Linked DNA regions of Mus musculus: region 2 is linked to region 1. Evidence: chromatin contacts called from ENCODE Hi-C or POLR2A ChIA-PET data. All regions are on one chromosome and are shown on one strand. Each heading gives the region's core, a stretch centred on a gene start or an enhancer-like site at or near the end of the contact. The rest is flanking DNA. Distances are from core to core; before and after follow the strand shown. Region 1 holds the start of Ablim2 (actin-binding LIM protein 2). Region 2 overlaps Ablim2 (actin-binding LIM protein 2).

What was found. A loop is a pair of places that touch in the nucleus more often than their neighbours do. ChIA-PET counts read pairs that join two places held with the same protein, here RNA polymerase II (POLR2A).
Region 2: a loop to region 1 is called in a map of gastrocnemius, with 4 times the contacts of the local background. The contact joins the enhancer-like site here to the promoter of Ablim2 in region 1. A Hi-C loop is called at or near these places in 5 of 37 maps with a recorded cell type or tissue (gastrocnemius and left cerebral cortex). POLR2A ChIA-PET finds 5 or more read pairs at or near these places in 3 of 5 experiments (all embryonic stem cell).

The regions. Positions count from the first base shown.
Region 1 is chr5:35,755,320-35,760,576 of GRCm38, forward strand. It overlaps Ablim2 (actin-binding LIM protein 2), which reads left to right and starts at 2,561. Exons shown (of 22, transcript NM_001177696.1): 1 at 2,561-2,741. The coding sequence starts at 2,732.
Region 2 is chr5:35,792,949-35,798,205 of GRCm38, forward strand. The region is part of intron 1 of Ablim2 (actin-binding LIM protein 2); the gene reads left to right. Among named protein-coding and RNA genes, the nearest start is that of Ablim2, 38 kb to the left of the region's middle. Within about 2 kb of position 2,608, at least 1 of the 3 ENCODE cell types and tissues checked has a DNase peak (open chromatin) inside an H3K27ac peak, as active enhancers do.

The sequences.
Region 1 (5,257 bases), core at 1,311-3,810:
CTGGTGCCTAAGAAAGCTCCACCCCCTCCAGGATTTTCCAGAAACAGAGATGAGTCAAGTTGAATGCCCTATCTTACGCCATATTCTGTTGCTGTGAGCCAGGTAGGTTATTAAAAATAGAAGCCCTGTGGCTCGTGATTCTGGAGGCTAGACATTCAAGACTGTGCCTTCCACATTTCATCAGCTTCTGCCTCCGAGTCTCAGAGGTCAGTGAGAGTACCCTGGTCTGGCTCTTAAGGATGAGCCTTGGTGCTCTCTTTGAAGCCTCTGGCTCCCTCTACAGGCAGGCTGCTCAAACAGCAGCAGTGAAACTGCAACACTTAATGGTTGGACTTGGTTTTCCTAAGTCATTGTTGACCGCAGTCATGAATGGATCGGAGTGAGACTGGGCTATGCTTTGAAGGGGGTGATGGCTCACATCTACCCCTTCATCAACAGCCACTGTCATCTTGACTATTGTTTATTCAGCATTGGCTCTAGGCTAGCAGCTTTGAACAGTGTTCCTGGCACTACTAATTTAACCCACCGAATTTCATTGTGACTGGGAAGGTGTGGAAACCGAGGCATCGTGAGAAAGCAAGTGGCTGAGGTCACCTACAGGTCACAGCCCTGCAGACTCAGAACAAAGGTCTGGCTTAATATATTCAAATAGACTGATTTACCACAAGACAGATCTAGCCCCGCAGAGTTCTGTGCATTGAAAAGCTGCAGCTGGATCAGCGCTGCCTTGGTTATCAACCTCCTGGGTGACCGGGATTAGGACCTACGGGTCTTCATACTGCCCTTGTAAGAGAATGTTCTGGGTCATTCAGCCCCTGTGTGTTGGAAAGTGTCTTCTCAGAGGGACATGTCAATTCCTCTAGAAGTCACAGGCCACTGCATGCTGAGCTCCAAGACCAGTCTACAAGCACAGGCTGCCTGACTTGCAAGGCCTCTGCCAAGAAGTGTGACAGTGGCCACCACCAGAGTGGAAGGCATCACAGCCAACACCACCAGTGTCTTTACCAGCCTGTGTCACCTTCGTGTGTGAGGGGAGGGGTGGGGGTGGCATGCTGCTACTTTGGCCCCAGATGAGAGACAGGAAACATGAATAGCTTCTCAAAGGACTCAACCTGCTGGACAATATCTGTCCTGCCTTTCCCACCCTGTTTCTTCAGTAAGTATATCTCCAGTGCCCGTCGCAAGCCTGTGGGAGGCACTGGAACAGCACTATGAAATAATATCAGAATACTCAAGGATCTCAGAGGTTGCTAGGACACATAAGCATGAGCTTGCAGGCTCCTAAGAACTATCCTAAAGGATAGGGACTGTCCTTAGGTCTAACCAATGGAGGCAGGTGGAGTCAAAACACATTTTTGGAGCATGTAGAAACTAGTTTCCATTAGCAAGGTTTCTGGGCAAGAGATCCCAGAGGCAGCCCGTTCTTTTGTGGGCATCTGAGACTGGAAGTACAGCTGCCAGCAGAGTCTCTTGGTTTATAGGATGTAAAGAAATGTGCTGTTTCCTCGGGGCTTCTCCTCTTTACCAGAGCCTTTGGCCTCCTGGTCCCCTTTGAAATAGATGGACAATACTGATCACTGGGGAGGAATTTCTGCTTCTGCCTCAGTAGTACATGGAACAGCCCTGACCTGGGCCAAACGTCCCTGGCCTGTGCCTGTTCATGCAGTGGCAGATCCTGTATGTTCTCATTCTGGGCCCTGCGCATCCGTGCTCCCTCATCTCTCTAGGCTGTCTTCTTGTAGTCTCTTGTGCCCACCTGTTGTCACCACCGATACGAGGCAGGATCCACCTGCGCCTCCCTATGCTTTTCTTTCAGTCTGTTTTTCCACGCCCTGCGCTGGACGCCTGACGTCACAAGGGAATCGATTAGCGTATGGGCAGGATGGTGAGAGGGCAGGATGTGCCAGAGCCTCCTCAGTGTGCACCGCCTAGCGTCAGCCGAGCCGGGAGAGCGTCTGGGGCATAAGGCGAGGCTGCCTATCTTTGGAGTCCAGACACCTGCGTCTGGATCCCAACCCATTCAGACTTCGCCGTGTGTGTGTGTGTGTGTGTGTGTGTGTGTGTGTGTGTGTGTGTGTGTGTGTGATTAAATCCAGACTTCGCCGTGTGTGTGTGTGTGTGTGTGTGTGTGTGATTAAATCCTGTTCCTGCTTCGCTATCCCGCTTCTCCCCCTCCGCTTCAGTTTCCCCTTTTCTGTGCATTGGTAAGGAAGGGAAGGTCTATTGCTGAGACCTTCCATCACTCTTGTAGAGTTGCTCCAAGATCGCTTTTCCTTGGGCCTCCTTCTTTGAGAGTCCAGTGCTGAGATGAGCTACAGTCCTACACGCCTCCCTTAGACCCTGTTGACAGCTCTGCAGAGCTCTCGGAGCAGGTGCAGGAGGGTACCTGCGCTACCACCAGTCTGCGCCTGAGCGGAACACACAGCCTGCCGGGATTTGTAGTCCGCACGTCCAACTGCGGTGGCGCGCAGGCGGGCAGCCGGGGCACAGCGCCTACACTTCCCAGGATGCGACCCTCCCGCGGCTCGACAAGGGGCGTGGCCTAGCTGAGGGGCGGGGCAAAGGGGCGGGGCGGGAGCCCCGAGCTGCGGTGGCGCTGCGGGCAGCGGGTACTGTGTGCGCCGAGCCGCTGGCCTCAAGCGTGCTGAGGATCCTGCCAGCGCCGCACCTGCCCGCCCGGTCCTCGGGCTGTCGCAGCGCGGGGACCACCCTACTGGGAGCTGCCGCTGACATGAGCGCAGGTGAGAGCTGCGACCCGGAATCCGCGGGTTCGTAGCGGCAACCTCAGTAGGGTCTCGAGGACTGGATACACCTGCAGTGCGTAGCCAATTCCTCTAGCCAATTCCTGAGCCCAGCGGCTCCACCCAACTTTTTCTCCAGGGTGTGCAGCCCCGAAAGGCCGGCCTGCAGCCTCTGTCTCTAAGCCGGGGGCGCGGAGCGGCATATGCCGGAATTTCTTCCCACCGTGCCAGCTAGGGTGGCTGCGCAGGGCTGTCTGGCGGGCGTCACTCCTTGCTTCTCGTGGGGGTCCCAGGTTGCTTCAGTAAAGGGATCCAGGTCCCGGAAAGGGGCTCTGGGTCGCCGCAGTCCTAACCGTAGAGAGAGGTGTGATGACAGGCGGAGCTTTGCAGCAGGGGACTCCGCCCTTGCGCGGTTCCCGCAGAGCCTGGGTGGTGGCGTCTGGCAGACCCTGAACTCCCCAGGTTCGCCGTTGCAGATCTGAGTGCTAGAGCCTGTATGTGTGTCAGTCCCGGAGCTGTCTGTGCGCTGTTGTCATTATAGCCCTTCAGTTCTGAGCGTCTCAGCCCTACCTCTCTCGCCGCACCCACCCACAGGGATCTGACCGCCTCTGTGTGATGCTGGAAAATCCCACGTCCCTGCAACCCAGCAGCGCCTGTGCTCAGAAGGAAACTGAGATCTAGAGCTGGGAGGCCTTGGCTCAGGAAGCATCTGTACATCATCTCAGAATGCACCCATCTGACAGCCTCAAGAGTTCCGCTTGCAGGGAGGGCTGATCCTTTCATTCCTCAAGAGAGAGGGGTTGGCCTCCATTTTCAGGAGCCATGGGATGACCAGACTTCAATGACTTGAGCTCTGACAAGTGATAGGGATTTGAACTCAAGGTTCCCTGACTCCAGCATACTCCCCCTAACCCCCAAGCCAAAGTTACTACTAGCAGCAGTGTGGCCCTTGGCTACATTGCATAAACCAATGGGTACAGCAGCTTCCTCTAGGAGAAAGTGGACAGGGAGGGAATGAGCTTGGAAACAGCTCACTGTAGGCTCCTAGCCTGAAGTACCTCCTCCCAGGGGACTGTCCCCTCTCCCTCCTAGCTAAGGAAGGAGGGGCTTCTACCATGGATGTTGAGAGTAACTGAGAGCAAGTGGTATGGGAGGCGGGATCCCTCCTGAGATGTGGGTGTAAGGAGAGGGCATCCTCAGACTTGGCAGGACCTCCAGACATTTATCTGATGGCGGTGGGGATAATGGCTGGGTGTGTGCGGGTTAATTTCATGCTTTCAGGACATAATTGATACCTCTGTGTCTCCTGTAATCAGGGGCCCTCAGAGGGAGCACAGGTGCCCACACTTTGCATTTGTATTTGTAGTGTTTGTCCCCAGGGGAGGAGGGCTGGGATTGTTATGGCAAGGAGACTGGGGTTTGAACCATGGCGTGTCTGATGGTCTTTGCACTGGGACACCTTCCCAGTTTTGGCCTGCTCACCTGGAACTTCGGTTCCCCTCTAAGCAGGAAAACCCCACATGCAGCAGCCCCTCAGGAGTGTGGATGGTCATTGCCATTGCTGGGTGCTCTGGGCTCCATTTGGAAATGGAGCACAAGTGTTGTCTGGCCCACCTGTGGATCATGGCTTAGCTTTGGCCAGCCTAATGCATGCACAACAGAGATTCACCCTCATCGACAGAGGAGAGCGGGAAGAGACACATGGGTCCCAGTGTGGCTGCTGTGTACATATGGCAGGTCAGGGCTTTCATTGTCAACAGGGAAAGATTCCACTGTGCCACCCCTGGGATGACTGGCACCATTCTGGAACCTGGCATGGATGAGTGTCAGGGAGTGATACTGGTCCAGATGGGCAAGTGATGGGAGCCCCTGGCAACCTGTACTATGTCCTCGGCTAGAAGTTCCTTCCCAATTGTGGTGGGGACAGAGTGGGTGCTGCTGGGGTGTGACAGCACAGTGCTGCCCCATGCTAGTTCAGGTGTGGCACAGAGGCCTGTGAATGCCACCCTGGCTGTGGCTGCCTGTTGATTTCAAGTGACCAGGGAAAGAAAGGCTTACAGAGTGCCACAGGAAGGCAGTAGAAGATGCTGTTCCATGGCATGTGGTCTTGTTCTAAATCCAGTGTACTAGTCATGCTCTTCTCTGTGCCTCAGTTTCCCCAGATGTATGGAGGGAATCTCTACAGTTGTGTGTGCAGTGTAAAGTGAGCCTGTAAGGTGGTGTTGGGAGTGAGGCTGCACTGCAGCCCGTGTGGCCACAGCAGGATAAGGGGGCTAAGATCCAGGAGTGGATATGATGGACACCGTGCTAGCTCAGCCATCATGCACTGGGTCTCAAAGAAGGCTGTGTACTTGCTAAGATATACCTGGAGGTGGCTGTAAGCCTGGCTGAGCTGAGGTAGAGGAATGTGTGTGTGTGTGTGTGTGTGTGTGTGTGTGTGTGTGATTCTGTAACTAAGTACCACAGACCAAGGGGCTTTATGAGAGAAATCTATTTTTGGACAATCCTGGAGCCAA
Region 2 (5,257 bases), core at 1,358-3,857, 38 kb after region 1:
AGAGGTGTGGATTGCAGTGGGTTCCTGTGGGTGTTGTCCCCACAGAGGGAGTTAAAGGCCCCACAGCCTGTTTTCTTTACTCTGCCAATGCTCCCTGGTGCTGGGATTTTATTGTCCCAGGGCTTAAGTGTAAGTAGTCACAGCCCGGTGTGACTGATCCCTACCACTTGAGTTGGCGCTTTCTGTTATTATCTCAGTGAGAGGTTGATAACCACCCATTAGAGCCCATCTAGAAATTATAGAGCAACAATCCTGCACACTTGTGTTTAGGTCTTGGGTGGAGCAATGCCTTTTGATTGACAGAAAGGGCAGAGTTCCCAGCATGGCTTTCCACTCTTGTCACACTCTGCAATGCTGTAATAAGTGCACTAGGACTGCTGGGACAGCATTGATATCTGTCATTAACAAGTCTCTACCCTGACCATAGCTCTATTGGGGTCCGCACTAGTGTCATGGGCTCTGTGGGTTTGGACAGATAGGATGACATGCCTTCATCATCCGGGTGCCATCAGAGTGCTGTTAGGGCTTCCCAGTTCATTCCCCTCTCCCAACCCTAAACTGACTCTCTAGACCTGGCTGGCCTTGAACTCACAGAGACCTGTCTGCCTGTGCCTCACTGCCGGCAGCCGCTCACCAACGGTCACTGGGTTTGCCTTTTCCAGAAAGCCGTAGTGGAAAGCATGGGTTGTCACATTTCCACATTGGCAGCTTTCCCTTGGGGACATGTGTTTAAGGTCCCTCTGTAGCTCTTCAGGAACTGGCATCCAGTTCTTAATGCTAAGTCACCGTCCATGCCTGGGAACTTCTCCCTGTTCCTGCTGGAGGCCCGCAGGAGGCTTCTTCTGCCTCATCTCAATCCCTCAAGTCCATCATGGCAGGCTTTGAGTCAGGGCCTCAGAGACTGTGATGCATCACACTTGATTCCTTCCAAGGCTTTCCCTGTCCGGGACAATCGACAGACGGACAGACGGCAGAGACTCTCCGGCATGCACAGCTCATGCGCAGGTGCCTCCCTCGTGCAGCCAGGTGTGAAGGCCTGCCAGCCTGGAGGAAATCCCAGAGGACTCCCCAGAGGCAGAGGCACAGGGACGTGGAGGTGGAGGAGACAGAGGGGCCTTCAGCTCAGGCTCCAAGGAGCCTGTGTCCAGGGATGACAAGACAGCTCAGAAGTCACCACCAGCTGTGACCCTGTGAATCAGAGCTGGGGATGCCAGGGGCCACTGGAGATGGACAGGCATTGAGAAGTCAGCATAGATGCCCAGAAATGAAGCTGGCACCGGATGACTCTGGGAGGGCTGATGCCTGGTCAGCTGCCCTTCTGGAAGACACGGTGGATGCCCCACTTTGGACCAAGCAGCCCGAGGGTCCTATTCCATGGTCCTGCTGACCACAGGCTCTAGAACAGCCTCCTGGGAGCAGCCTTCAGTCCTGTGAAGCCCCTTCCTCCCGAATCAGACCCCAGTGGAGCAGGATGTAGGCTTCTAGGTCTTGTGTGATGTCTTTTTTTCCCACAGCAAGTGGCCCTCTGATAGGACAGCCATAGCTGGGTCCCTGGCATGTACCTAGCCAGAGTCACTGGGATAAGCAGCTATGGGATTGATTCTGAATTGCCAGAGACATTTAAAAAAATAAATAAGTAATCCTGGGTCCTTTGAATCCTAGGCCCTGGCATAGGCCTTAGGGTTGCACCATGCAGGCCCCCCAGAACCCTCTCCTGACTCTCCTGATGGTGCTTCCAAGCCTTGGCATGGCTGGCCTGGGCCCATTCAGCTGCTCTTGGCCTCAGGTTACTCTCTTGTGAGGTAGGCACCATGCTGGCTTCAGGGGAGTGTCAGGAGGGCTGGATACACTTTTTTGTACCCAGTGGGTCTGGAGCTAAGCAGGATGTTAAGAAGGCGGTGGGTTACACTTTTGTGCTCCCTGGTGACTGACTTCACAGAGTCCAAGCTGGAGCCAGGGAGGGGGAATCTGTGTCCAGCTCAGCCCAAGCCAAGCAAGGAGGACAGGAGACGCCTGCCTCAGAGGCGCCTGGGCCTTTGTTGGCTTTGTTTGGGTACTTTATTAGTTGGAAAGATTGCTTTTTTTCTTAACAGTTGTGTGCCCCTGGCTGCCAGACTGTCTTTGACCTTCAAGGACAGCTTGTTCAGCTTGCTCTGGGCACTTCTATATTTGGAGTGGTTTTAGAGAGGCAGGGTCACTGGATGAGACTCACCACACCCCTGCATCCTGAGTCCTCCTCTCTCTGCCTCTGTTCAGCTCCCCGTGGCCCCATGGATGCCTCATACAGCATAGGACAGTTGGGGACTGTTCTCTCGGTGCCCTCCTGCCTGTCTGACTGTCCTGTTTCAGAGCCTCAAGTCATCTACAAGTAGCCAGAGATGGCAGCATTCTGCCTCTGCTGTGAGAAACATGGCCCCCTCTAAGCACTGGCAGGGATGAGGCGAGAAGGGAACAAGTAGGCTGAGCAGGTTTGCGGTTGCTTCTTCATGGGTATATGTGACCTTGCTAATCAGCAACTGCCCCACATTCTAGGAATGAATCCCACGGGGGCAACAGGCCCACATGTCCAATCTGCAGCCAGTTGAAGGGACACTAGTAGAGCTTACTGGTGTGGAGGGCCATTCGTGGTGCAGATCTTCCTCTGACCACCAGAGGGCAGCAGCACTACCATGCCCATAGCTCCAGGCTGTTTAGTGGCCAGGGTGGGGTCTGGCCAGCACACTCTTAATATAGCTCTTCCCTCAAACCAAATGCATATCCAGTAACTTGGGAACTGGTGCTAGGGATGAAATCCAGGCCTTTGCATGCTAGGCAAGCATCCTGCTACTGAGCTATACCCAGCCCCCACGTATTCCTGAAAAAAAAAAAGGGTTGATCAGTGTTATGGAAAACTTCAGTGTTTGCTGGGCTGGTTGCTAAGCGAATCGCTTTGCCCTTGATCCAGCATTTCCCCAGGACCAGGGGATGTGAGCAAAGGGTGGGTGGATGGAAAGGACAGATGGAAGGACAGATCGAAGGCAGAGGGTGGGTGGATACCCAAGGACAGATGGGAAGGCAGCTAGAAGGCGGGCTGGTGGGATGGTGGAGTGGTGTGGACAGGAACTCTCTCAAGGTCGAAATCCCACAAGAGGAAGAGCTGAGACTACATTCCAGGCTCGCGTAACCCCACAGCCTATGGGAGCCCCAAATCTGAAAATGACTTCTCACTCCACCTGGCCTTGAGCCAGATTCCCATCATATAATCCCTGTCTTGTCTGATCATGAAAAGATGCTGCCCATTGTCCTTTGTGCCCCAAACTGGATGGACATAAAAGTTCTGGAGAGCCACCCCACGCTGCATCACAAGAGCCCCCCTGGTGACCCCGCTATGCACAGCTGTGAGTGACTCCAGCTGTGCTTCCTATACATAGCTGAAGGGCCTGGCCACACTGAGCCTCTCGAAATCCAGCTGAGCCAGAGGGCCTGGCTCTCTGGTCTCCCACCAGCTTTCTCTACTATGAATTGGTGTTTCTGATCCGATTCAATAGGGAAGGGGTTACAGGGCTGGTGTGGCCATCATGGCCCATCATGGCCGAGGTGCTGAGAGGGTGTGGGGATGAAGGGGAAATGGCTGCACCTGACAGCAAGGGATGTGGGCTGTATCGTGTCGCTGCTGCGGGGGACACCACTGTCACTGTGGTCATCAGAACGACATAGGTCACAGAGGGTGGAAAAAGCCCTGTGGCAGAGGGAGGATGAAGTGAGGCCCCTGGTGGACAGCAGCCTGGGTAAGCTGAAACACCAACTGAAGGTGGATATCTGAGGGGCAGGTTAGGGGTAGTTTGGCTTCTATGGCTGATCCTAGGTAGGAGGCAGAGGCAAAGGCCAGGCAGCAGCTATAGGTGAGCAGTCACATCCTGGCCTTGTTGGATCATGCTGCAGAGCTATGGATTAGCCCCTGGGCTATTACTAGCAACTGCCTTCTGTTTGACTGGCTGTGACACGTGGACCCTGGTTATGTGGTGGATGGAGTTGGGTCCCTGGCACGTGGCTGTGAGTCATGGATCCCCACCCTGTATCTATGGTCCCTGGACATGGCTGCATTTTTGTTCTCAGTGTGATGCTTCAGACAGTGGTTGACTAAGATTACCCTGATGGGCTGCTGTGGCTAGTGGTGGGTCCTGCCTATTACAAGGGAGAGGGGCAGATGGCCAGAGTGCGCCATCTTGTCCCCACCATCACTTGCCTGTGTCCCATGGCTGCAGTAATGAAGGTGAGCAGCGCTGGATGGCTGGGCAGGTTTGAGCTGAGGCTGTGCCTATATTTTTCTGTAGTTGATGATGGAAACTTCACCTCATCTTTGCTGGCTTCTGGAGATGCCAGCTCTCATGGCTCATGGTGCTTCCTTGTCAAGACTAGCTATCCTGTACCTCTCCGACCAAGTCCTTAATCACATCTCTAAGAAATGTCCTTTGATGTCATCAAGCCATACTGAACTGCCAATGACCTCTCCTTTGTCTCCTTAGCTCATATCTAAGCTCCAGAGACCCCAAGTCCCATACATAGTTATAATGTTCCAACATACATCTAGGTACATTGCTGGGATAGCAAGGTCTGTGCATTGCCAATTGTGCGGTCTATCTAGTCAATCCCTCCCCTCTGGCTGAAGACCCACATGGTCCCTGTGTGGCAACCTGGGGCTTGTGGCTCTTTAGTTCCTCCAGTCAACTGGTTTTTCCTTCAAGCTAAAACTTGAGAACCTTTGGACACTTCCCAGGTACAGGGCAATTGAGGGGTAGACCTAAGGCTTCCACATCATGACGCAGCATCCTGTGAACTGACATCTGCAGATGCTTTAGCAGGCAGTAGGGGAGAGGTGGATAGTCATGCCTGGTCCTGGGACCATAGCATAACCCTGGCTCTTGAACCATAGCCCTGGTTTTTAATGCTTCCTTCAGCAACCTACCTGGCTGTGGCTGACTCTCAGGAGACACTAACAATGTTTACTCCCATGTTGTGGAACCCAAAGGAAGAGTGAAACCAGCTCTCAGAATGTTGCAGCTGATTTTGAAGAAGAGGCTAAGGGTCCCAAGGCTGAGAGGCTGCTAGGTTCTCTGGAAGTGATGCTGCTCTTAGACTCTGAGTGTCAAAGTTGTGCCAGGTGGATGCAACAAGGGTTAGCTGCTCTTCAGGAGGGGACGGAAGTTGCCTTGCAACTCTAGAGGTACACAGGGACATGTTGGGACGTCATAGATAAGTATGCAGAGAGAGGGATAAA